Regions from separate parts of the Mus musculus genome. Here regions 2 and 3 are each linked to region 1. A link is a loop called in an ENCODE intact Hi-C map of the cell type or tissue named here. Cell type or tissue: heart. All regions are shown on one strand.

What was found. Peaks named below come from ENCODE experiments on the same cell type or tissue, not always from the same donor. Only the 100,000 strongest peaks of a DNase experiment are listed, where the experiment ranks them.
Region 2: it touches region 1 in a loop (2.3-fold over the local background); 4 of 42 quality-filtered maps call a loop at or near these places.
Region 3: a loop joins it to region 1, with 2.2 times the contacts of the local background. A loop is called at or near these places in 4 of 42 quality-filtered maps.

The regions. Positions count from the first base shown.
Region 1 is chr3:99,136,935-99,144,934 of GRCm38, reverse strand. It overlaps Wars2 (tryptophanyl tRNA synthetase 2 (mitochondrial)), which reads right to left and starts at 3,845. Exons shown (of 6, transcript NM_027462.4): 1 at 3,747-3,845. The coding sequence starts at 3,836. In heart, a CTCF peak has its summit at 3,593; DNase peaks (open chromatin) are centred at 3,584 and 3,834; H3K4me3 peaks cover 1,609 bases; H3K27ac peaks cover 1,362 bases.
Region 2 is chr3:99,248,745-99,256,744 of GRCm38, reverse strand. Tbx15 (T-box 15) reads right to left here and starts at 2,985. Exons shown (of 8, transcript NM_009323.2): 1 at 2,660-2,985. The coding sequence starts at 2,864. In heart, no CTCF peak of the experiment used is centred here; no DNase peak of the experiment used is centred here; H3K4me3 peaks cover 1,556 bases; H3K27ac peaks cover 656 bases; H3K27me3 peaks cover 6,760 bases.
Region 3 is chr3:99,238,356-99,246,355 of GRCm38, reverse strand. It overlaps Gm38468 (a long non-coding RNA gene), which reads right to left. Exons shown (of 3, transcript XR_375892.3): 3 at 7,139-7,429. Gm46817 (a long non-coding RNA gene) reads left to right here and starts at 4,776. Exons shown (of 2, transcript XR_001783934.2): 1 at 4,776-4,886; 2 at 4,981-5,701. It also overlaps a transcript of Tbx15 not described here. In heart, no CTCF peak of the experiment used is centred here; no DNase peak of the experiment used is centred here; H3K4me3 peaks cover 1,145 bases; H3K27me3 peaks cover 7,450 bases.

The DNA of each region.
Region 1 (8,000 bases):
TAGTACTTTCAATGGTAAAAACCATTTCAATAGAGTAAGCCATGTTGGAGAACACACAGCAATGAATCATGGGATCCTGTATCATCGATTCAGGATGAAACCATATGACTGCTGCAAAACCTGGCAAAATCAGAATTTGGCTTATATCTAAGGCAACAGCACTGCACAGATGCTAAGTTTAATTTGTAATAATTTTGAGCATGTAGGACAAAGCATAGTGCAGGCTAGACAGGGATTTCTTGAACTAATTCTGAAACTCTGGAAATCTTAAGTTATTTTAAAAGTTTTATCACGCAATCAGAAATTTAAGACAGTGGTTCTCTCTTCCTTTTGAAACACATTTCCTCCACCGAATGCAGTGGTTCTCAGCCTTCTTAATGTTGCGACCCTTAGTACCCCTCATGTTGTGGTGACTCTCAAGCAAAAAATTATGTTCATTGTTACTTCCTAAGTGTAATTTTGCTACTATTATAAAATCATAGCCGGGCGTGGTGGCGTACGCCTTTCATCCTAGCACTTGGGAGGCAGAGGCAGGCAGATTTCTGAGTTCGAGGCCAGCCTGGTTTACAAAGTGAGTTCCAGGACAGCCAGGGCTACACAGAGAAACCCTGTCTCGAAAAACCAAAAAAAAAAAAAAATCATAATGTAAATATATGATATGAAGATGGTCTTAGGTGACTCCTGTGAAAGGATTGCTTGAGTCGCACAGGGGTCATGATCCACAGGTTGAGAATCGCTGATCTAATGGCTCCGTTTTGACCATCAGCAGGAGAAAGAATAGGGCAGTGTTGGCCAAATCTAGGTTGCAGAGGGCTAAAAATGAAATGAAGACTTTCTATGTGTGAGCTGAAGGATTATAAATAGTCTTGGGAAATCTTCTAACCAAGAATATGTCACTGTTTCCCAAATACAGCCATGAATGAGTGCTTAAAGGAGGACAGATGCTGTGTTTAGTCAATGATGACAGGCTTCAATGTACCTAAAACCATCAGTCTTTAAACATCATGTCAGATTTCCATTTCTCTGACTTCGTGATTACGCTCCTCTCATCAGATTTCAACAGTCTTCCGTCAAGCAACACCTGACAAAATAAACCATTGCTGCACAAATTGTAGACATCCACATTGAATATGTAGGATGTGCTTGTATTCATATCTTCTTCCCTTATACCTCTCTCTAACATACTAAAGATTAAACCCAGGACCTCTCCCATACCTGGCCAGCACTAGTCACACCTCTAGGCCTTTTCTTGCTATTTTGAATTTGAGTTTACATGTAGCCTTGAGGAGTAAATACATTTCACTTCTTACTAATGCCACACTTCTTAACCAAGATGCTGTTAAAAAGATTTTTTGCAGAGCATTAAAACAACTTAAGGTTCACAATACATTCAGTCAGTCAGTTTCCAACAAAAACCCACCGTGGCTCATCCGTGTCTGCTCCCACCTCAGGGGGCAAGTGCACAGCCTAAATCAATAACCAAGTAACCTAACCATCCCCTGGTTTCATAAAACCACCTATATGATAAATACGCATGTCTTTCTATTATAATATGCTTTTACAAAATAATGTTTTGTTTTTTACAAAGGTTATGAGATGTCATAAAAATGTCCAGTGCATCTGGTTTGAGAATCCAATTCTTTCTTCACATATTTCTGCATCTGCTCACAAAATCCCTTTGACTTCAAAGGACGCTTTTCAATAGAAAAAGAAGACACACACAGGAAGAGTGGCCATAAATTTTTAGGAGTCCTTTTCCAAGGCCACTTTAATAATGGCCATAGAGGACAGGTATCTCTTTCAGAAACTTAAAATGCCCAAACAGCATCAGTGACTATAGGTTTGTAGGAAGATTTATGCTTTTAAATTTTCCTGGTTATAAAAGTGATATATCTGCAATTTGAAACACACAAAAACAAAGGCTTAAAGCACGCTTCAATTACTTTTAATCCACTATTTAGGATGAACAAAGCCCATCAAAAATGGTTGTTTTCCTTCCAGTCTTTCTTCCTATGAGTAAACACTTCTGTGCAAACACTGCTGCCATCATATTCTGAACACAGTGTTTAATCTTTTCCATCAGTCTTTCAGGAGAACTTCATCAGTGCTTTGGTACCTGCATCATCATGTGTACTGAGCAAGCATCCTGCCACTTAGCTATCCTCTCACTTTTTATTTTGAGACAAAGAATTTCACTTAATCACCCAGGCTGGTTTTAAACTTGTGACCCCCTCCCCTCCTCCTCTGCCACCAGAATAGCTGGGATTCCAGGCCTCTGCCACCAGACTGGGCTTGCCTTAATCTTTCATGCTATCATTTTTAACTGATATGCATTATAACACTGCAGAAACTAACTTTAACATTTAATTCTTTATATTTAAAGTGAAATCAAGGGTTTAAAAACAGTAATCTGTCCTAGATATTCTTGGTTGTATACACATTAATATGCCTATCAGATTCCAAAAAATGAAATTCCCAAACCTCAAGAAAAACAACATTTGATGATTAAAGCCGGAATCAATTCTTAACTAACACTGTTTCTTAAAATGTAAAGTAACATTTGAATAGTTGTTTGCTGAATTTCTAGTATTGTGTCTTTTATTCGTAAAGAATCTTGTGAAGTTTACATTAAAGAAAAAAAAAGTAAGTTCAGAGAATGAGTAACTTGTGGGATGATTCAAAATATAATATTACATGCTAGTTTCATCTACTCTTGCTGGCTATGTTTTACCTTCATAGTCATGAACCCATAAGCTTTCCAGTCTTGGAAGTACATCAACATGCCAATCACTCCAATTCTCCCTCTATTCCATCTGCCCAGAGGATTACAACTGGTTCTGTAACACAGCTAGCAAATGTTAGAAAAAGCCAGGAACTTTTAGGACCAGGCCAGAAAGCTTTCCAATAATACATCAGTTACAACATGACACCCTCATGTCATATCTGTGCATTAATGGCTATGAATATGCAATGTGTAAAAATTACTTCATCACAGAAGTTCAAGTTTCCTTCCCGCTCTCAGACAAGACTTCCGAGATCATCTATGTCAAACTGATATATTCTGGGATGTTTTGTGCTTGTCAGAACAAAGCAAATTCCCCAACACCTTTTGGCTCTGAGGATAAAATGCAAATGTGGCGGGGCTCGACATAATATATCATGCTCATCAGCTCAGTCGTGGTAATCGCAGTGCTGCCAGGCAAGCAACACTATGAAGTACCTCGGCAGCTTGTTGCTGTTGGTTACAGGGCCTGGTAGATGCAGGCGCCTAAGGATCACCGAGCACCGATTCTTGCTCGCGTTCCACACGCTAGCTACTGCACTAACCTAAACAACCCAATTCTAAGAAAACTTTTCTGATTTCTCCGCTGCACCCCGGGAAGTTGTAAGGGGGAGGAGGCTAAAAACGTAACAGAACGGTGCGCAAGAGAACGATCGATCGCAGAGCAACTAAGTTTCTGATAACGTCACACTCTTTCAGGAGATGGCTTCCTGCGTTGCCAGGCAACACTGGCCACGCGGCCCGGCGGCGTGTGCTTTCCAGCAGCAGCACCTCCTGCGGTCACATGTGTGCAACGTCGCTGTGGTCTGAGTTGGGGACAGTCATAGGCTAGTGGACCTCGGAGAGAAAGTGTGGAGGGCTCTTTACAGGAAGCAGGAAGGGAGAAATAAGTGGCGGAAGGGAAGGGGAGCGGGAAGGCGCTCGCAGGATCGGAGACCTAAAGCAGAAGACCGGCTCGGGTTACCTGGGGAGCCAGAGTTGCTGCGGGTCCTTTGTGAAGTGCCCGGATGAAGCGCCAGCACTCACGGGCCTTCCGCACAGAGAACAGCGCCATCTTGAGAAGGGCGGGGCCGCCGGCCCGGAATGACGTCTGCGGGCGAGCCGAGTTGTGCTTACTACGCATGCGCCTGTCCTCTGGGCTGCCGCTGGCCAAAGTAGCTCAGTACCGATGTTTCCTAAGTTTGCAGCGCAGGTGCGCCTTGGAATAGGTGGCCCTAGGCTTTAGTGTTTTCCCGACCATCTTCTCCTTTGTGCCAGCTTCCTTGAGGGAGACTCAAGAAATGAGTTGTTGCTCTTTAGACGTGGAAGTAAAGGAAATCACCCACCCTAAACGAAGGCTAAAAACAGACCCACGGCTCCTGGAATCCTAGCACCTTCGGATTTCCTTGGAGACCAAAGGTGGAAAAAAATAGGTAATTTCTCACCCTGCAGTTCCGAAGAAAAGCAGTCAATGATTCTGGCAAAGCCATGTCTCACCACCTGCTCTCTAATACAAAACTACATGACTTGCTATCCTGTGTTCATTGATACTGAACCTTAGACCAATAAACGTCAGCTCTCACAGTTTTGAAGTTGAACTGGGTTTATTTCATTTTCCCTCCATTGACTTATTTCTTACAGGAAAAAGTCATGTAGTTTTTTGTTTGTTTGTTTGTTTTTTAATCAAGCTTCCAGATGCAGCTTTCCATTCGTGTCTCTTAAGAATGAAGCCTGCTTCTCTTAGAGGACCATAAATGACTTTTTGAGACCTACATGCTGGTCATCGGGTCTGCAACTTTACTCTAGTGCCCTGAGTGAAACACTGATGGATATGTGTGTACCTTGCCTTCCGGAAGTGTGGGGTCTCATGGGTTCAGAGAATGAATTATGCATACTGACGAGGTGATATAGAAGCAAGTACCAAGTTCAGAGTGGACAATGCTTAGAGCTGCAGTGCTCCGCGGAGGTTCAGTAACAATGACACCAGTGATGCTTGATGGAAGATGTTTTGTGTAAAGATGATGACTTCTCTCAGTGAACTGAAAACTCTCAGATTAAAAATCAGTAAAAAATATAAAGAGCAGATTTGACACAATCCCATTGCATTGGTTATATTAGTCTAAGAAACACATACTGGAAATTATCAAAGATTCATAGGCAGTAAGCTGTATTTGAGATGCCTGTACTCCCGAGGAGTTGAAATCTAAAGTAAGATAAAACTCCAGTCATACAATAAAATCTTAGAAGCATGCAATTGTTCCAGAGTAACTGGAAGTGAGCAGGGAAGGAATTACAGGTATGAGGTGGAGAAAGCTGAAGAAGCCATGGTTCCGCCCTCAGCAGAACATAACAATATGATTTTGTTGTTAAAATTTGAGGCACATGTATTTCCAGGTGCAATGCACTTTGACTACATACCCGAGTATAGAGCCAACGGGACACTTGAGCTACAAAACATGGTAATAGACTCCAAAAACTGAATAAACTAGATTGAATTTAGAATAAAAAGTGGCCGAGTAATGGAAATAAAGTGGCCAGGAATTAATAGAAAACCCAAGACACATGGTGTAGCAGAAGCCCAGGACAAAGCCAGTCAAGAGAAGATATAGACAATGGTTACTGTAACATGGGGTTTTATAAATGCCTTAGGTGTCTAGTCTTCAGATAGAAAGCAAAGTATTACTATTTGCATAGCTATATAATTAATTAGATTATAACCCCAGGAGTTAACATTAGACTTCTAATGTTCTTAGCTATCCAGATTGCAGAATAAAAAACCCTGGCATCAAGCCAGTGATGCCAGTGCATTTTCAGAGTCTTCTGCCCAGGTGCCTATCTAGTACTGGTAACATTTTAATGGGGGGGGGGGATATCTCCAGGACACGTTCTCAGTAAAGACACTTTATCAATACTCGCCTTCAATACCATAATGTTTGAATAAATCATTTGCTGTTGTGACTCATTATTAGGAAAACATCTCTTACATTATTATGAAAATATCCCTTACATACTTTTGCTGGCCCTCACAGATAAGTTAATAATACCCCTTGAAGTCAATAAAGATTGCTATGCTTCTGTGTACTGAGCCTGTTTAATCTGCCTTTAAGAGAGCAAGGGACAGAGGAAATGATATAATTCCAAAAAATAAAAAAGAGAACAATGTAATAACCAACCTTATTTGCCTCGTATTTCCCAGGCAATCAACCTTTATAACTGGAGCTAATGCTTTGCTATAATATTAAGATACATACCCTTCCATGCCTCTGACCTACAGAGCAAAGCATATATGTCTCTGTACGTTATATGGTAGTCATTTGTTTAAAGCAACAAATCGGTTGAACGAAACCTCACAACAAATCCACCACAAATGCTGGAAGCAGCATGTAGCTATTGCTTGATGGATTTTGTTTCTAGCTGGGTCACTTGGAATCAGTAAAGTCCCATCCTTTGTAAAATTTTGTTAAAGATTCTGTTAAAGTATCCATATTTTCCCCATGAGATGCTTTTCTGTTTCAATAAATACAGAGCAAAAGCCTTTTGCTAGGGACACACAGACACAGGGATAGATTCTCATGACATCATTCACATGTGCACAGATTCAAACTTATACAACAGACAGATTACAAAAACGAGGCAACAGAAAAATCTGGATTCAGTCTTGGTAAAAGATTTACTTTTTGTTAATGCATCATCAATGCATTTACAGTACTTTGAGGTTATTATTTGTAGACTGTAAGATGTTGTTAGAGTTTATTTTTTTCTGCACCATAGTGGTAACTTTGTAACTCAAGGTGTCACTCAGCTGAGTTGTTGCACAGACAAAGACTATACAGTATTTATTATACTACCAAAAGTCATGAATCTTAACATTTCTCCAATCACTTAGGAAAGAATCTTACACAGAGCAAATATATGTTTTAAGTCTAAATTTTATTTTATCAAGTTATATGACTTAAGGTTTAAAAAAAGATAGGGATTCTTTTAACAGGCAGAAGCAACAACTGAAAGTAAAAAAAAAAAAAACACAAAGCCTACTAGAGCCAGTTCTATTTAGTTTTGTACTTTGTTTTTATAACAACATTTTAATATTGGAACAAGAATGACCAAAAATCTGTCACCTTCTAAACCACCTTCTAAAAGGAGCAGTGTACAGGGACTGCTTAGTTTAACAAATATCTTTATTAATAATGACGGTGAATCTTTAAAAAGTCGTATAATTTACTTTAAACGTGTTTCCATATAAAATACTTTTAAAATACTTTAAAAAGTTAAGTTTAAAAACTAAACTTGATCATACAGAAAATTTCTCCAAGTTGTTTAAGTGACATACTGTGTTTAATGACAACATTTTACTTCTGGGATTCTTTAAGTAAGATGAAGCATTTTCTTAAAATGAGAAATAAATTAATTACTAGAGCAATCCTCAGACATCCTTGAAATATTAAACTTTTGTATTCTTATACTCGTAGCACGTACCATGTGTGTCTATGTGTGTTCATGCTTAGGAGTTTGAACCCTTGTTTAAAATTTGATTTCTCATCAACACTTTTATTTTATAGTAAGTTCTGGTAATTTTGCTCTCTTCCTAACATTCCCAGAAAATCCTCTCTTGCAAGAAACAACAGATTAAAACCAGACAGGCAGTTGAGGAGCTGTTTCTATTGCAACCATGTGTGTCAGAAGGGAGGATTGGGTTTCCTTGTCCGAGAACATCAAGGGAACCCCACCTCAGCAGACACACCTCTACTCCCCAGTAATGGAGAGTTTATACCTACTTAGATTTAAATGGGATAAGGGAAGAGTTTAAACCCATTCTTAGCTCTAGTATAATCAGCCCCCAAGTCTCAAAGTATCCAGTTCTGTTTCTTTAATTTAATTCTAAGTGTCAGGTTAACATTAGGTGCTGATCAAGGTAATGGAGAGTCAGCCTACACATTTATCCACTTAGAGAAGAATTCTGCAGACTGTAAAAATTAGATGGCAATTGTATTCAAAACTTACTTTAAGCATAAGCCACTCATCCCAACCCTTCGTGCATATCGAGTGTGCTTTCTTTCAATACGGAGGAGGCGACTCCATAACAGAAAGAAAAGGGATAATTATGGGAGTACAGCAACAGCTCTCTGACCATGACTTCTTACCCTGGACCGATTATATAAACAAAAGTCAAAGGGATTGGTGGGGTCCTACTCCTGCATGAGATAACCACCATGCCCATGAAAGTGAGTGCGAAGCTGGT
Region 2 (8,000 bases), 110 kb before region 1:
GCTGCCCCCCTACACCTATCCCCCTGCTACAGGTTGGCGCCCCAGGCTTCGGGTGCTCAGGCGCCAACTAAAGCCAGCTTTGTCCAGACCCGGAAAGAAAATCGGGTCTTGAAAAGGCAAAGGGCCGGCCCGAGTCTCTGAATTAAAAAAGTTTGCTTTGCTGTTCAACTTTACAATTTGGGCCCTGGGTTGTCTGCCGGTCCTGTTGGTTTCAGGCTCAGGTAGGGCCAGCCGAAAATAGTTGAATCATCGGTCCAAGAGAAGATGGTGAGAAGGACAAACACAGCTACTTTGGCCGGATGAGTATTTAATCTTGCCCCAGGCCCCAGGCAGTTTGGTTTTATTTTGTGTTTTCCCCCCTCTGCCTAAGACCAACAACTCACACAGCAACTTCTCCCACCCTAGCAGAAGACAGATCCTGAAACACAGTAGAAGAAAGGTACTGCTCTGCACAGGATAGCTCAGCCATCTAAGCTATTCTTTCATAAGTGTTTCTAAATGTGGCCTTGAGTGGGGGACAGGGAACTATACTAGAGGAGGAAGAAAAGCTACGCAGCTGGCAATTTCTGCTCACAAATTGTGTGGTTGGGTCCAGAATGGGCAGCTATGGCAGGGTTCGGCCTGTCTCCACACCAAGCCCCCTCCCCTTTTTCCCTGAAGGATAATTTCTCATCCCAAATCCAGAGGATAAGAAAGCCTTTAAGTCCTTGCCTGAGCTCCAACCTGAGGGTCTCATCTGCCAAAGGCCATGCTGGGCTACCCAATGTTCTCAATTTTGAATCCCTTCTTCAGGAACCTTGCTCATTAATTCATTTCGTTGTTTCCTAGCCTCAGTGTACCCTCTTCCTTTTAAAACAGGCAATCAAATAATGGAACAGAGCGGCTGAAGTGTGTCACTAAGGGTTAGCTCTATATTCCATCGAATCTTTGTCAGGCCAAGACTAGAGCTACTAAACAAAATTCTGGAGACTAGCTCTCCACATTCACGTGACTGGAATATTCTCTTTTCCAATTCCTCTCTTTGCTTCCCTCACTTATGGGTGAGAAAGACGGAAGGAGAGAGCTTTGAACTATACCAATGGTTTCAGAGACCCCCACATGCCGGCCCTTTTGAGCTTAGACACACCAGACACACTCCCAGCAACCCAGACTCTTCCCCCAGAGAAAAGCACCCTTGACATCAGTCTTCCTAAATCGAATAATTTCTCCCTTATCCACTGTCAGGAAGATAAAATAACAAGAGATTCCCAAATCGAAAGTTGCCATAAGTCATTCCAATAACTGTACAGACCCTTACTGAAATCCTGACAACAGATAAATTGGGTGACGGGATGGCAGAATAGAGGACACATATTAGCTATCTTCGGTTCCTTCCTGGATTGCCCACACAGCAGACCGAGTGGACCTGCCCTTGCTCCCAAAGAGAGAAAGTCGTGGATGGATGAAATAAATCTCCTTTTAATTTTCTTTTCATCGACTAATAAAAATAATTCCCCAGCACTAAACCCAAATTCCGTAACGGGCCGCAAGAACACGGAGAATTCATGAAACTCTGTCTCTGCAGGTCTCTGGCTAATCGAGTTATTATTAGCCTCGGGAGCGTGGAAACTGAACTGTCACTGCTGAAAGAGAAAATGTAAGCGACAGCTGTCCCTCTTCGGGCTTTGGCTAGCTTTCAGGCCAGGATCCTCAAGCTCCCGAGCCTACTGCTGCTCCCATTCCTGTGTGGGCGGCTGCCTGACTCTTCCCCCCCACCCCCAAGCCGTGTAGGACAAGGAGTCTAGTCCTGGATCCTAGCTGGTCCGCAGGGACACCTTCTGCAGGGCCTTAGAAATCTGGGCTGAAAATACTAGTTGTTGAAAATATTCTGAAGCCGCTAAACCGAGTTATGAGTGTAGTGTTTGTGAGCGTGCTTACAGGATTTTGACAACAGCTGTTCCCCCGGGCTGTTTTGCACTGTTGAAATCTTGGCACTAAATACAAAATGTGAAGCTGTTTTCTCCCTCTTAGGGTTCTGTTAAAATACACACATTGACATCCGCCTTGAGTTTTAAGTGTTTTGTGCATATTAATTATGTACAATATGGAGAGATCTAAGAAAATTAGTTGAAACGTGCACCCACCCAAATACTGAGATGTGGGCACGGATTAAAGACCTGGGTCTCAGGATACAGTGTCTATCTACTATGTCCCCAGTGAAATAGAAATAATTATACTCCACCATCTAAAACTTAGTTGAGAGAGAAACTAAAAGAGAAAACCGGAACATTTCCCATGGCTGCCTTATAGGCTTCGTCTGGCAGCACTCGGGGGCTCTCAGAAGCACGGAAGCAAGTCTCAGATCCACTGGGCTCTTTCTCCAGTGTCTTTGACTGAGCTCTTTCAAACCCAGGGACCCGCAGCCCTCAGTCTCTGACACAAGAGAAGGGGGATGGACGCAAGTAGGCCTTGAAATTGGCGATTAAAATGCAAGGCTCGGGCCAGGCCCCCAAATTGGTTCCGGCGAATTTAGGGAGGCTCAAGGTATTTATGCCAAGAAAAAGGAACCCCCGTCGGAGTGAGGCAGGGAGTCAGCAGGCAGGGCCTCCCTCCACTCGCGGGGATACCGGCTGGTGTTCCTTCTCCACCCGCCTCCCGTCGTCCGATCCGACACACTCACCCGGGTGGGGCTCCAGGCCGTGTGTCGCCGGGTCGTCTGTGTCTCCGAGTGGGCCTGCGGGACTCAGCGCCTCCATGGACAAGTCCAGCCCCTTCTCCTCCCAGTCTCGCAGTTTCCGCTTTTTATTTGAGCCGATCAAGGCTTCAACGGAGAAGGCATGTGCTCGGGAGCTCAGGGCGACTGCAGATCTTCTCCGTTCACTCATTTTAGCCGCCCGCACCCGGGTCTCCTCTAGCCCGCGCTACTGAGCTGGCAGCCCCGCGGCCGCACGCTCCGAGCGCCCGCCGACCCGGCCCTGGAGAGGCGGCGGCGCCGCGGCCGAAACTGGGGCGGCGGCTCCGCGGGTGATCTGCGCCCTCCCTCCGTGTCCTCCCCCGCCCTCGACCGCCGGATCAGACCGGTGCCCCCAGCTGCCCCAGCCTCTAGGAACTAGCGCGGGGAACGCCGCCCGCCCGTTGCATGGAGCACTGAGTCCAGCTCCCCACCCACCCGGGCAGGCGCTCACAAACTCTGCTGACTGAACTTCATCTTTTCTTTTTTTTTTTTCTTTTCTTTCTTTCTTTTTTTTTTTTTTTTTTAAATTCACTCCCTCTTCCTTTTTCTCCTCCCTCTCCCCCTTCCCCACTCGTTCTTCCCGTCCTTCCCTGATCCAAACTTCTGGGAAACTTTTCCCCCCTGAATTCCTCCCTTCCCGAGGAACAGGGGGTAGGCAGTGAGCTCCTGTCCGAGGGGTGAGGGAAAAGGGAGGGGGAGCAGAAAAAGGCAGAGGGGAGGAAAGCCAGCCCCCAGCCAATGGCAAGAAAGGAACAAGAGAAAGCCCGAGAGCTCGGGCCAATGGGGAGAAGGGAGAGACTGAGGCTCGGGCCAAGGCTGTGCGCTGGCCATCCCCAGGATGCTTCTCTGCCAACTTTAACCCCTGGCTTCCCGGCACCCGACTTGTTTCTCTGTAGGAGGAGGGCAGTCGGGACAGCTCAAAGTCAAAATCTGATCTTCGCCCTTATAGACTCTACAAGTCCAAATACGAATCCATACAGTTTCCTTCCAAACTCTCAGGATCTAATAGAGCTAGCTATCATACTCAGTTCAGATGCAGATCTGGGAAGCTGATGCTGTGACAAAATGCTAACCTGTCCCTCTCCTCAAAAAAAAAAAAAAAAAAAAAAAAAAAAAGGCAGAAGATATTTCTGATCATATCACCCATGCCCCCAGGGGCTTTGAGATCTGCCCAAATTTCTCTACGCAGGTTTCTACTGTGTTCCAGATCAATGACTTTCTAAGCGGGTCCGGTTAAGGCAAAACGAAACAACAACAACAAAAAATTTTCCTGCTGCCATTCGGCCTTATAACTGAACATTTCAGGACTTCACGCTCCTTGTTCTACCTGATGGAGGGAGGAGACAGACACGCTGAGAGTTAAGAGACCTGCATGGGCCGCTTAGCTTGCCTCGGGGTCTGCAAACTTACCCTGCTAGACTGGGCCCCTGCACCACACAAATAGTAACTTTCATAGCGCAGCAGACTCTGAGCTGCGCTTCGCCTATCCCGGGCTCTTATTCCAAAGAACCCACAGCGGGTGCCGGGGTTGGGGGTGGGGGGGAGATAGATAAGACTTCTGATAGCTGGGAAGGAACTTTTTCAAAATTTCTTCAAATCCCCTCATCTCCAGAACTTGGCTCTCATCTCTTACTAATGATCTCCCTTTGCTCCCACGCCTCACTTTTAAAGCTTTCAGGACCGTTCATTCACCACAGATAACCTAGGAACTTAAAACAACATCCCCCACCATTTTTGTTATCCAACCGCTCACCAAGTTATTTATCCTCATGGATAAATGGCATAAGGCCTCAGATCGCAGACTTATACGGAGGCCAAAAAGAGAACGGAGGGAAGGAAGAAAGAGGGAAAGAAAGAATAAAAAATCTCCTATTTCAGAGCAGAGGCCTAAAAGCCTCATTTCCCCATTCCAAAGTTCCTGGTCAAAATAATTCTATCCTGAGGCTATGAAGCTGGGAAAGGAGGAAAACTTAGCACCAACCGGGAGGCCCAGCAATAAGTCTAGCCAGGCGCTAAGCAAGGTCTGAGTAATTAAGTTAGATGGAGTACAGAGCCTATGAGCGGCTCCAAAGAACTAGCTGCTGAGGGAAGGAGGAAAGGGACATTGTGCCACCTCTGAAAGGCCACATTTCCCTGCCTGACCCAAGAACCAAGGAAATTTAGTTCCTGCCATTATCATTAAGAGCCCTCTGCTGCTGGAAGCAACAACCATGGATTGAATGTTCACTGGCCTTTTAAGAGGTAGGACTAACTTTTATTTTTTTAAATTTCCCTCAAATCATGCTCTAGCCTAGACAAGAGAAAGCTGGTGGCAGGGCAAACATAAAAAGAGCCTTCCTTGATGGGTATGTTGCTGTCAGTCCTGGGTTCCAGGGCCTTCCTGGAGCTTTCTATGACTTGAAAGTCCCCAGGCAGGAAGAATAAGAAAGCCAGGGGCATCTGCGGTTGTCCCGGCAGATTCAGGGAATACATGAGTGTCAGGGTGCCCTTACCAACCATCATTTCTTGTTGGAGCTGTGGCTGGATACTGAGTTCCTACAAAAAGTCTTGGAGACAAGACACTTTGGAGCCCTACAAATCTCTTCTCCTCCAGCAGCTCATGCCTGACTCTTTCTTCTGGTTTCATAGGGACTCTCAGAACCCTGTGGCTACGAGCCAACAGTTCACCAGGATGAGGAAGAAAGCTGTGGGTCACCTTCTAGACTTTTCCATTTATTCCCTCCATCCCATTGTCTTTTTTAAAAGCCACTTTTTTTTTTCCTATTTTCTGAAAGGCCAGGTTTGGACTGAGAAATGGATGTGTCATATGGGACAGACACCCTCTGTGGGCTCACATCAGTCCTGCCCCGCCCTGCCCACTACTTTGGTCCAGAAAGAGGCCTTGGACTGATGGCTCAGCCTTTAGGGTGCTTGCCACCTTCAGGCCCAGCAACCTGCATTTGATCCCTGGAACCCACAGGACGAAAGAGGAGCACCAATTTCTGCAAAGTTCTCCTCTGGCCTCTGCATGTATGCTACATGCATGTACATGCAGGAGCACAAGTGTGTGTGAGCACACACACACACACACACACACACACGGGAAGGAGAAAACTCACAGAAATATAATTAAAAACGTTTAGAGAGTTCTTTTAATCAGGCACCAACCCAAGCATTAGACCGACAGCATGAGCCCACCCATATGGCTGGCCACAGACAAAATGTCCCAGAGAAAAGGAAGCAGCAACAGTGCCTTCAAGGTAAGCATCAACACCAACCCTACCCACACCGCCCCACCCCTGCTCCAAGCTTATGTCCAGCAGGGTCCTCCACTCTGAAATCAGTTCATGTCTTCTTCAAGTCACACCCACCCTGACCCATATTCAGGTAGAGTCACAAATTAAGCCACAAAAACCAACCCTGTGAAAGTGAAGACAAACAGATTTGGAAACAATGAGAAAATTGAAGTTTCCCCAAAGTGGGAGGGGCTATAAATGTGCCCCCCCCATCGGAGTTCATCTAACCTACCCCTCTAAGGGTATGTACTCCTTAGTGTATAAATTTGTGTCCCTGGGAGAGGTGCAGGGGAAATAGAAGAAGATGGTTTGGTATATTTGGCTTGGTTACACAGGATACAGTCAAGAGAATGGAGAGAGGATGATGGGTTAACCAAAATGTGGACATGGCTGTGTGCATGATTTTTTTTTCCTTCTATTGATCACTCAGAGGTCTTCATAAATTATCCTGTTACCATCGTTTCTTTCTCTTTTAGCTTGTAGGGAAAAGAGTGGGGCTCCCAGCTTGAGACTGATGTCTAGGCATTCTCAGGGCTTCCCAGCTACAGGCTCCACCTTGTGACCTGAGCTGATTCTACAGGCTATGGATCTGCCGCGGGTCTATTTCAGGCCTGAAACTGACAGAAAAAAAACCCTAGCCGGAACTAGCCCAGCTCCTGCTTGAATGCAAGAAGGAAGGGAGTGTGTTAAAGCCAGAGACGATTCCCCAGGAGTCGCTGGACACCAGCAGAAACCTATGTGGAAATGAGATCTAGGCATAGCCTGTACAGGGGGTGGGGGAGATGTTAGGAAAGAAAGGGATAACACAAAGACTGCCCTCCTCCAACTGGCCCTGCCCAGTCAGCAAAATTTCAAAGGTAAAAACAGATTTCCTAGCATCAGGACAAGAATAAAGAAAAACCAGGCATCCCAGAAATGGAACCCCCACCCACATTCTCGGAGCACATTTTCTTTCCCTCCTGCACACTAAATACCACCTTAAATCGCTCTCTGCTAATGCCTCCGTGCGGAGGTGACCCACCAGCCGGCTTTGATTTCGGATAATTTTGAGTTAGTAATTGAAAACAAAGTTAGGAATAGCTGGCCAGCAGGACGAGTTAGGCTGCCCCTAAACACGTGGGAAGGACACTCTGTGCGGGCAGGGAGATTGTAATGAACTTGGCCATCAGGGGAGGTGTAAAATATTATGAGGCGACTACGGGGTGGGAAAAAATCATGGCGACTCCAAGGTGAGGTGTGTGCCTGGTGATCGGGCCTACTTCGGACCCCAAACTGTGTGACCTTAGGCAAGTCGATTAACAGGCTAGGACCTCAGTTTCCCTTCGCCATACCGCGAAGATCTAAGTAATTTGCAGCTAAGAATAAGCAAGTTATTTTGGGGACGGGGGACAGAAGACTGGCAGACCTAAGGTTTTATTCTGGTAGCTATCAAATCGTCTGGGAAACTGGAGCCAGTGTTTACCTCTTTCACTTCTGCTTTCAGACTGGCATTCCAAAGTAAAAGAAGCAAGGGGTGTGACAAGCGAGTGGCCTGGAGCCCTAGGCTGCAGCGGGAGGAAGAAGAGTAATTTAGGACAAGTATTGACCAAAGTAGCACTTTTCTTTTCTCTTGTAGCGCGCACCTCCAGTCTCCTAGGCTGGCTTTGGTTACCGACAGCTAAGACACTGCCGTGAGTCCTTGGCTATCCAACGCTCCCTCCCTGCCCCGCCCCTGCCCCAACACAGATTTTTTAAAAATAAAAGTCAGTGGGAGCAAAGGTTCTTTAATGATGTTTTTTTGTTTTCGCGAAATAAAAATCGTCTATTTTTATTTTAACCCAGCAGCGTGCCCACCTCTCGGTCCTTCCAGATGTTTGCAATAAAATCGCAGGTTTTGCCTTTGGGACTTGAAATAAAATTTAACGGCCTTCACCCCGTAATTATTCTCTTAGCTCGCCCTTCATAAATTTATCTGCTTTCTATCGGCGTTGGGGCAAGAGGCGAGTGAAGGGGGAAAAGCCCCGATTTTATAT
Region 3 (8,000 bases), 100 kb before region 1:
AAAAACTATGAGCCTTTAAAATGGCTGGGATTTGCTTTTATAACCTGGTCAGCCTTTTAGAGTAGGCACACATATGTAGGTATCTGTGGAGAGGCATCAATGCCACCATGAGCCTGCTGCTGAGGAAAGGGTGGGCTAAAACCATCCCTTCACTAAGAGCACCCCATGAGGCTTTGCTTTCTAGCTCACAGTCAAATACCCAGGGCATCCAGGAGTGAGGAAGATTGTCTATCCCTAACGGGGTACTTTTTTACTCAGTTCACATTCTTCCCAAAGTCTTCATATGGACAACTGACTGGTCCAGACAGGTGAAGACACTCTCCAAAAGGAAAATGAATTCATGCTCCTCACTCTCAATGGTGTCTGCCACACCAATTGATTAGGGAGATGGATGACTCTTGGAAGCAAGGGTTAGTGGCACTGGAGTGGGCCAGAACTATGCTGCTGTCTGTCCTTGGATACTCCCAGCTTCTTCACTATTGGAAAGTTTGTACCCAACCCAGATAACAAGAAAAGGCAATGCTATGCATAGACCACAGGGGCTTCCAGGACAGAAAGGATAAGAAGTGTGTATTCCTACAGCTTGCTTCTCTTTCCACCCACTCTTCTCTTTCTCTCTCTCTCTCTCTCTCTCTCTCTCTCTCTCTCTCTCTCTCTCTCTCCCTCTCTCCCTCTCTCCCTCTCTCCCTCTCTCCCTCTCCCCCCTCCTCTCTCTCTCTTCTTTCCGGCCTGAACCACTTGTAAAGAACTAATGTTTATTGAGCCTTTTGGATCCTGTGCTAAGTGCTTAACATGGACCAACTCACTCCACCCACTTCGACTTCTATGAGCCAAGAACTGGTATTACCAGCCACATTTTACACTCGGAGAAACTGTGAGGTAAAAAGGAGTTATGTAACTTGGCAAGGATATCACAGCTTTTAGTGCAGGTAACCTTGCTTCAGAGCCAGAATTCTTAACCCCTCTTAACCCCATATACCCCCTAGCCTCTCTTCCTGTATGTTTACTGAAGCAAATTGCATATCTAGGTTCTCCCTGCCTTCAAGAAACCCAAGCGAAGTGGCTAGATATTGGGAAGCACCAATAGAACTGTCTTATATGGGATGAAGAATGCCAGCCCAGTTATAAATACACATTGGAGTCTGTCCCAGTTTCAGCATGAAATCTACTTTAACATGGAGCAAAGAGGTAGGAGCTCACTTCCCATCTTTTCCCGATGGGAGGTGCAGCCAGGTAGAGAGGGTATCCTTGTGCAGGTACCAGTGGTTGCTTGCAGGAAGGTAATCCAAAGCACTCCTCTCAGGCTGGGCGCATCCAGTAAAGATCATGCTTGAAAAGCTTGCTTTTGGCCTCTTGGGCTCCAGGCAACTCAGTTACTAGGGCCTGGGCTTGAGCAAACTTTCATTCCCATAACAATAACTCTTTAGTGTCCCAACATCAGAGCTACCTATTCCCTGCCTTTCACCCACCCCACTAATTAGCAACTTTTGGAGATTCCATATACACTTGCTGCTGAGACATGTGATTAGAAAGCAACAGAAACTCTTCCCAGTGTCTACTTCAGCTTGAAGAACATGTCCATCTCAGAAGTGTGGAGGGCTGTACCTAATACCCAGAAAACAGGGTATGCTGTCAGAGGGGGTTAGTTCTTGAAGACAGATCTGCTCATCTAGCTTGGGAGAGGGGCTATGTTTGAAACTTTATGGTCACTAGAGAGCTGCTACTGACCTTAGATAGACCTTCAGTGCTACCAGGCTTTCCCCTTGTTCCCTGATCCTGGTCCTGATACACATGTAGGGTTGAATTGGAAAGCCATGGTCCAAACACCATGATAAACCATGCCTACAACCTAAATCCAATTAATATATTCAAATGAAGAACAAATCTTTTGGCCCTTCTAAGTATCAATCACTTATACTTGAGTATCCAAAGCCTCAGAAATCAGATTTGGTATCAGAGGAAGGAGAGAGAGAGAGAGAGAGAGAGAGAGAGAGACAGAGACAGAGACACAGAGACAGAGAGACAGAGAGACAGAGACAGAGAGACAGAGAGACAGAAAGAGACAGGAGAGGGAGAGAAAAAGTGAGAGGGAGAGGAAGGAGGGAGGGATTGAGAAAAGGGTGGGGCAGGGTGGGGTGGGTTGGAAAGACAGAGGTTTGATTGCCCAAGGGATTCTGGTAAAGTCAGCTCATCCTGGGTAAACCATTTGGGCAGGAGCATCCTCCAGGATGCTGTAGTCTCTCCTGGTCTCTGGGCTGTGATACTTCAATAGTTGATCATTTGGCTACATTACTGCATCCAAGAATTTCTGGCCTTTATCAGTTCCAGAGCCTACTCCTCCCTCCACCTCTAGCCTCCAGCAAGGGTGGGAAAACAGTGAGTGAAATGAAGCTAAGACCCTGGAACAGCCTGGCCTCTGTCACAACCAGCTTTGATTGGATCCAGAGGAGAGAAAAGAGGGCAGAATGGAAGAAGAGTCCCCTTCTCCCATTTTAGGTTTCTTGGTAGAATGTTGGCAACCTCACTTGTTGGGCCATATTTTTTTTCCTCCTTTTGATTTGCAAATCCTGTTTCATTGGAGAACCAGTTTTGTTCAGTGTGATTAAAACATCCCATCTTGTCAAGGAGAAGCTATGCCGTCCCAGGGTTGAGCCCATGCTCAATACCACAGGGTATTGCAGACCATTGACCCTGTGGTGTCCTTATCTGTTCTCCATAGGTCTCCTCATCTCTTCAGTTGTGTTGTTTCACATACCCCACCTCTGCACCTTACTGCCTGGAACTTTTGTTTGCCCCCTTTCATCAAATTTGCCTGCATTTTTTTTTGTTTGTTTGTTTGCTTGCTTGTTTTTTGAGACAGGGTTTCTCTGTGTAGCCCTGGCTGTCCTGGAACTCAGGCTGTAGACCAGGCTGGCCTTGAACTCAGAAATTCACCTGCCTCTGCCTCCCAAGTGCTGGGACTAAAGGTGTGCGCCACCATGATTTGCCTGCATTTTAATGCGTCACTGAATCATGCCAAGCCCAACTCCTACATACTCCTGGAACAAGAAAAAAAAAAAATGTGTCCTGGGAGGATGCCCTTGGGCTCCAGAGGACACTAAAACCCCCAACTTTGCTTTGCTAACTGTCCCCAGTGTCGTGATCTGTCTGGGTATAACAGCATGAGTAAGCAGGGTCATCATTAGCCTCCTCAAAGGCCACCTGAAGAAGGTGAACATCGGGTTTTTAGGACTGAAGAAGGTTTGAGAAAAATTAAAAGCTAGGGAGCCTTAAAAGAACACGAGAATTTAATAGGGGAACAAAAGGAAAAGAAGAAAGAAACGGTAACAACGTAAAAGATAAAAGAGGCCTACAACCCCAGCTCAACATAAAATATATATCTTTAACCTCCACCTATTTTTTTCCAAGAAGCTTCGCACAATACCAATTTGGGGTAAATCTGTCCAGAGAGAGCAGGAATCCTGCAGGAGACTTGGAGAAAAGCCCCAAATGTCAGAATGTCAGCTATAGCAAAGCAGCCCCAAAGCCCGAGTGAAGTGCTCTATGGAGGGTTCCTAACACTGAAAGCCTGTTGCGCCTGTGAGTCAACTGAAGGACCAGTAGGATGGACCTCTTGCTCTTCTTCCCCAAGCATTGATGTAAGGCATCCAGGGAAAGAAAGAGACAGCTATGGTGGGGGTCTGGGAAGAAAGACAGAAGCCTGCGGGTCCCTGGGAAATGGGAGCCAGGAAGCCGACCCTGGGAGCGGGGAGTTCTGCCATTTCGGCCTAGTAGAAAAATGAGAGACCCTGAGCTGCGCCTGGTTGGTGCTGGAGGGAAGCCAGTGGTGTTTGCTGTTTTATATGTCCGCCCCTCCCTATCTGTAATCCAATTTTGGGTTGTTAAGCAAAGTGTAGAGAAAGCTTTCACATCGGCCTAACATTTGGCAGCGATGGAATTGGATGAGAACTGGCTGACAGCGGCCCACTATATCCCCTAGCCCTCCCCTCCTGGAAAAGTGCTTTTATTTCTGGGCGTCTCCTCAGTTTCCAGTTGATCTCGGGAACTGGAGCCCCAACTTTTTTCCAGTTGATCTCGGGAACTGGAGCCCCAACTTTAGCCCTTCCTCAAGTTCCCCCGCTCGACCCCTCCGAATTTAATAGTCAGAGGCAAATAAAGCCTGGGGGTGAATCACATCAACTGGTCCTCCTAAAGAAGAGACTCAAAAGACATTGGCGAGGAGAAATGAGCGCCAGGCAACCCCGGGTGAACACAGGATCCTGGTGCCCTGAACTCACTACCCGGCCAGGGCCTGAAAGCTGGTCTCAGTCCTGCATTCACGGGATTATTTTTCCCTAGTCCAGTCAAAAAAAAAAAAAAAAAAAAAAAAAAAAAAAAAAAAAAAACAGAAAACAGAAAAAATTTAAAGAACTATAAATTGCTACTTTGAGGGATCAAAGTGTCTGTTTCTGGTACTTAAGTGAGATTCGCCGGGGTGGTGGTGGGGAGGTGGTCATGAATGCCCAACATCAAAGTATTGTGTATAGCGAGTTTGGACTATAGTATTTAAATTCTCTATCTTTCTAACTTCGTGGGCTGAGTAGTAGAGAAGCTATTTGCCGCACTGGTTCTGAACACAAAATCTCCCCAACTCCTTGCTTTCGCCCCTAGGCTCAGAGCCCCAGGGCCCCTGCACTTCCCCAGGAGGCTGAGGGCTCAGGGGGCGTGGTGAGGGAGAGGAAGAGGGGTGGCTGATCCCAGACTGTGGAATTAAACAAATACTCCAATACTTAGCCGACCTCCCTCCCCCGAGGTCGTCGCGTCCGGGCAGATTTAGCTGTCAGAGATTCCCGTTAGCTTTCCGAGGCACTGCCAGCTGCTTCGCCCAAGGGACTGGGGAGAAACAGGTTAGGATTCTCGCTATTCGGACCACCCGGGTCAGTTCCGTGCGGAGATTAACTGGACTCTCGCTGGTTGTTTTGTTTCTTTGTGAACCCGCAGTGTGAGCTACTGACTACACGGACTGATGGATGAGGCCAGACTTCCCTGGGACCCCGGGACACTTTCTTCCATCCCCAATCCCCCGTCGCGGATAGTGCTGAGCTAGGTAGCAGGGTTGCCCGAGCTGTGCTCCGGGGAGCTCAGCCACTTCTCAAGACAATCAAATTTGGACGACCGAATAAGCTGGCTGCAAATTGATCTGAGAACCCGGGAGAAGTTGCTCACCTCTCGATTTTGCTACGGGAAATTATCTGGGGACGGAGGACAAAAGGCACAGAGGCGTGCTCTTTCTTGCGCACACTTTCGGCCGACCTGCCTCCGAGCAAGGCGCGCTCTAGGACTGCTACACCCCACGCTCCTAGCAACTTTAGGGACCAAGCGGCAGAGCTAGACCTTGTTTCAGCTAGAGCGCTGCATCTCCGGGAGCGATCTCCGGATCTCCGGCTCAGTGAGCTGGACCTGGCTCCGGAGTCGGCCGCTTCTTACGATTTACATTTTAGAGTTTTGTTTTGCTTTGTTCGGTATTTTCCTCAACTCTTACTAAGATAGGGTAGATTAAAACAATCGAAAGTGCTCCTTATCTTCGTGCCCAGGATCCCACAACCTCTCAACCGCCCACTAGGTCTTTCCTCAGACCAGAGAGATTTGTCATCCCTTTGGGTGGGAGGGAACAATATGTTATTATTCTCGTTTCTCAATAAGGAAAACAGAGTCTCTATAATTTTGTGGACTGGCCCCAAGTTTCTGATTTGCAAAGTTAGGACTTTCATCTGTGTCACCTAAATATTCTTGCCTTCCCACTCCAGTGGTGTATCCACCCGCCGCTCTGATCCCTTCTCCCACCCATCACTGGAGGTCAGCGACCCCTGGCAGCCCAGCAGCGGGGTGCTGGCAGGTAAACACCACCCTCACTATGCCGGGCATCTCACCTCAGCCAGGCAGGTGCAGAGGTGGTGGGCCAGGCAGCCGCAGGTCCTCCGGCCGGCCGAGGGGCAGGAGTAGGCTGGGTGCCTGCCTCCTTCTGCTGCCCTGTGGCTGGGGGGCGGGGGGGGGGGGACGGGGCCGGAGAAACCGCCGTCAGCGGGTCCCGGCCCCGCCTCCTGAACACTACGTCCAGGAAAACTCCGGAACTTTCCATTGTCTTTGGAGCTTCACTAAACAAATTGTCCCCACAGATATAGGGCTGCTGAGAAGAGATGGTGGAAGCAAACCTTTTTGCTCAACACTGTGAGGATTATGATTGGAACCCTCTGATGTGCTGGCACACAGAGTGTCTCAGTACCTACTGACATGAGGTCAGTAAGTTGGATCCATGTCAAGGATCCCATGTCAAGGACTCAGGAGGAAGGAGGAGGATGTCTGGACTGGGGGACCAAAAGGTGCAAAAGGTCGTAGTTTATGGCAGGCGTCCTAGGCTAATGTATCTGCCAGGGAAGACCCTTGGCCAGGCAACAGATCCCAAGCCCCAGGTTTCCCAGCTAGGTTTCAATTGTCACAGATGCTTACCCCTAAGCCAGCTACCACCACTTATTGGTCTGCACAACACACACACACACACACACACACACACACACACACACACACACACACACACATCTGTAAATCTTCTGTGTCTCACTCTTCTTAGAACAGGACTTCCACCAAGCCAGCCCACTCTTAGAGTTACTTTAGGACTCGCTGAAGCTCTGTTCTCATCACACCTCGGGTGAGAAACCTTCCTTCTAGATCAAGTGAGAGTGCAGACCGATTCTCTGGGGCCACCGAGTCAGGGATAACCTCCCACAAGTCTGATGACTGAGCGCACATTCCTCATTTATAAATTGGGACGGGCAGGGCAGTCCATTGATTCCCAGAACCTGTCAACTGCGGGCTTGAGGGTCATTCCGAGACTGTGCGGCCTGCGGTACTTATCTTCCTTTGAGCCCTGCCACCTGCACACCGCGCAGACACAGAGCTTTTCCTGTTTGCCGGTTCTGGTCCGTGATTAACGACCCCAGATAGTGTAAGGAATTCGACTTCTCAAGCTCAGCATTTTCAATTTCTTAATTTGTCCCCAGGTAACCGTTAGCAATCGGGGTGGGGGAGCTGTAGATCACACTGGGCGGGCCAGGTAGAGTGAGCAGCTGATTCAACACTGTTGAGTTGGGATTTGGTTTCGTGGGTTTTTTTTTTTTTTTTTTTTTTTTTTTGGCTGTTGTGAAAAGTAGCCCCGGAGGTTCCTGCCGCTGTGCTAGAGCTTTGGGTTGTCACCGCTCTCCTTCATTATAAATAGCAAAACAGGAACAGGTCCTGATGCTCCTCTGGGCCTTAGCCTCTGATGTGGGTGGGGCAGGTGCAGGAGAAAGCCCAGGGGCAGAGATTTCCAGCTCCTTGACTCATTAGGAGAGTTTCCGTGGATCAAGCATGTTTCCAGAGAGGGGCTTCTGGAATACATTGTCCTGAGAGCTCCCTGCAATGAAGTAGAAGTGAGCCCATGTTCACTTGAAGGGTTGACTAGAGACTATCACAGCTTGGCAATCTGGTAATCCTTTGGGTTGGGAAGGGAGAGACCTCTGCACCCTTCTACCTCCCTTCCACCCAACTGGGTCCTGACCACTACCCCCTTCTCATTGGATGAAGACAAATAGTCCTTTGTAAGTTCTAGGGTCAGGGAGTCTGGAGCATTCTAGACTGATCCACTGGCTACAACCTTTCCCTTTGCACTTCTGCCTTCAAGAATATTTCTCTGGGCCCTGGCCCCTTATAGAAAGAAGGCTTCCTTCTAGAGTCATTGGATTTCCCAAATGCTAGGAAGGACAGAGGAGAGAGGGAAGGCAGGCATAGATGTTTTTCTGTCTTCTGGGCTGCAGTAGACAGATTCTGCTTCAAGGAGCAGACCTTGATGTGTTTCTTCCTTCCCATTGCACCTTCCAGAAATAGTCTCGGAGAGATGGGAAGACCTTCTCTGTTTCCCCCAAGGTTGCAGCAGGTCTGGTAGAGAACCAGACAATAGTCTTTCACCTTCCTGGAGGGTAGTGGTG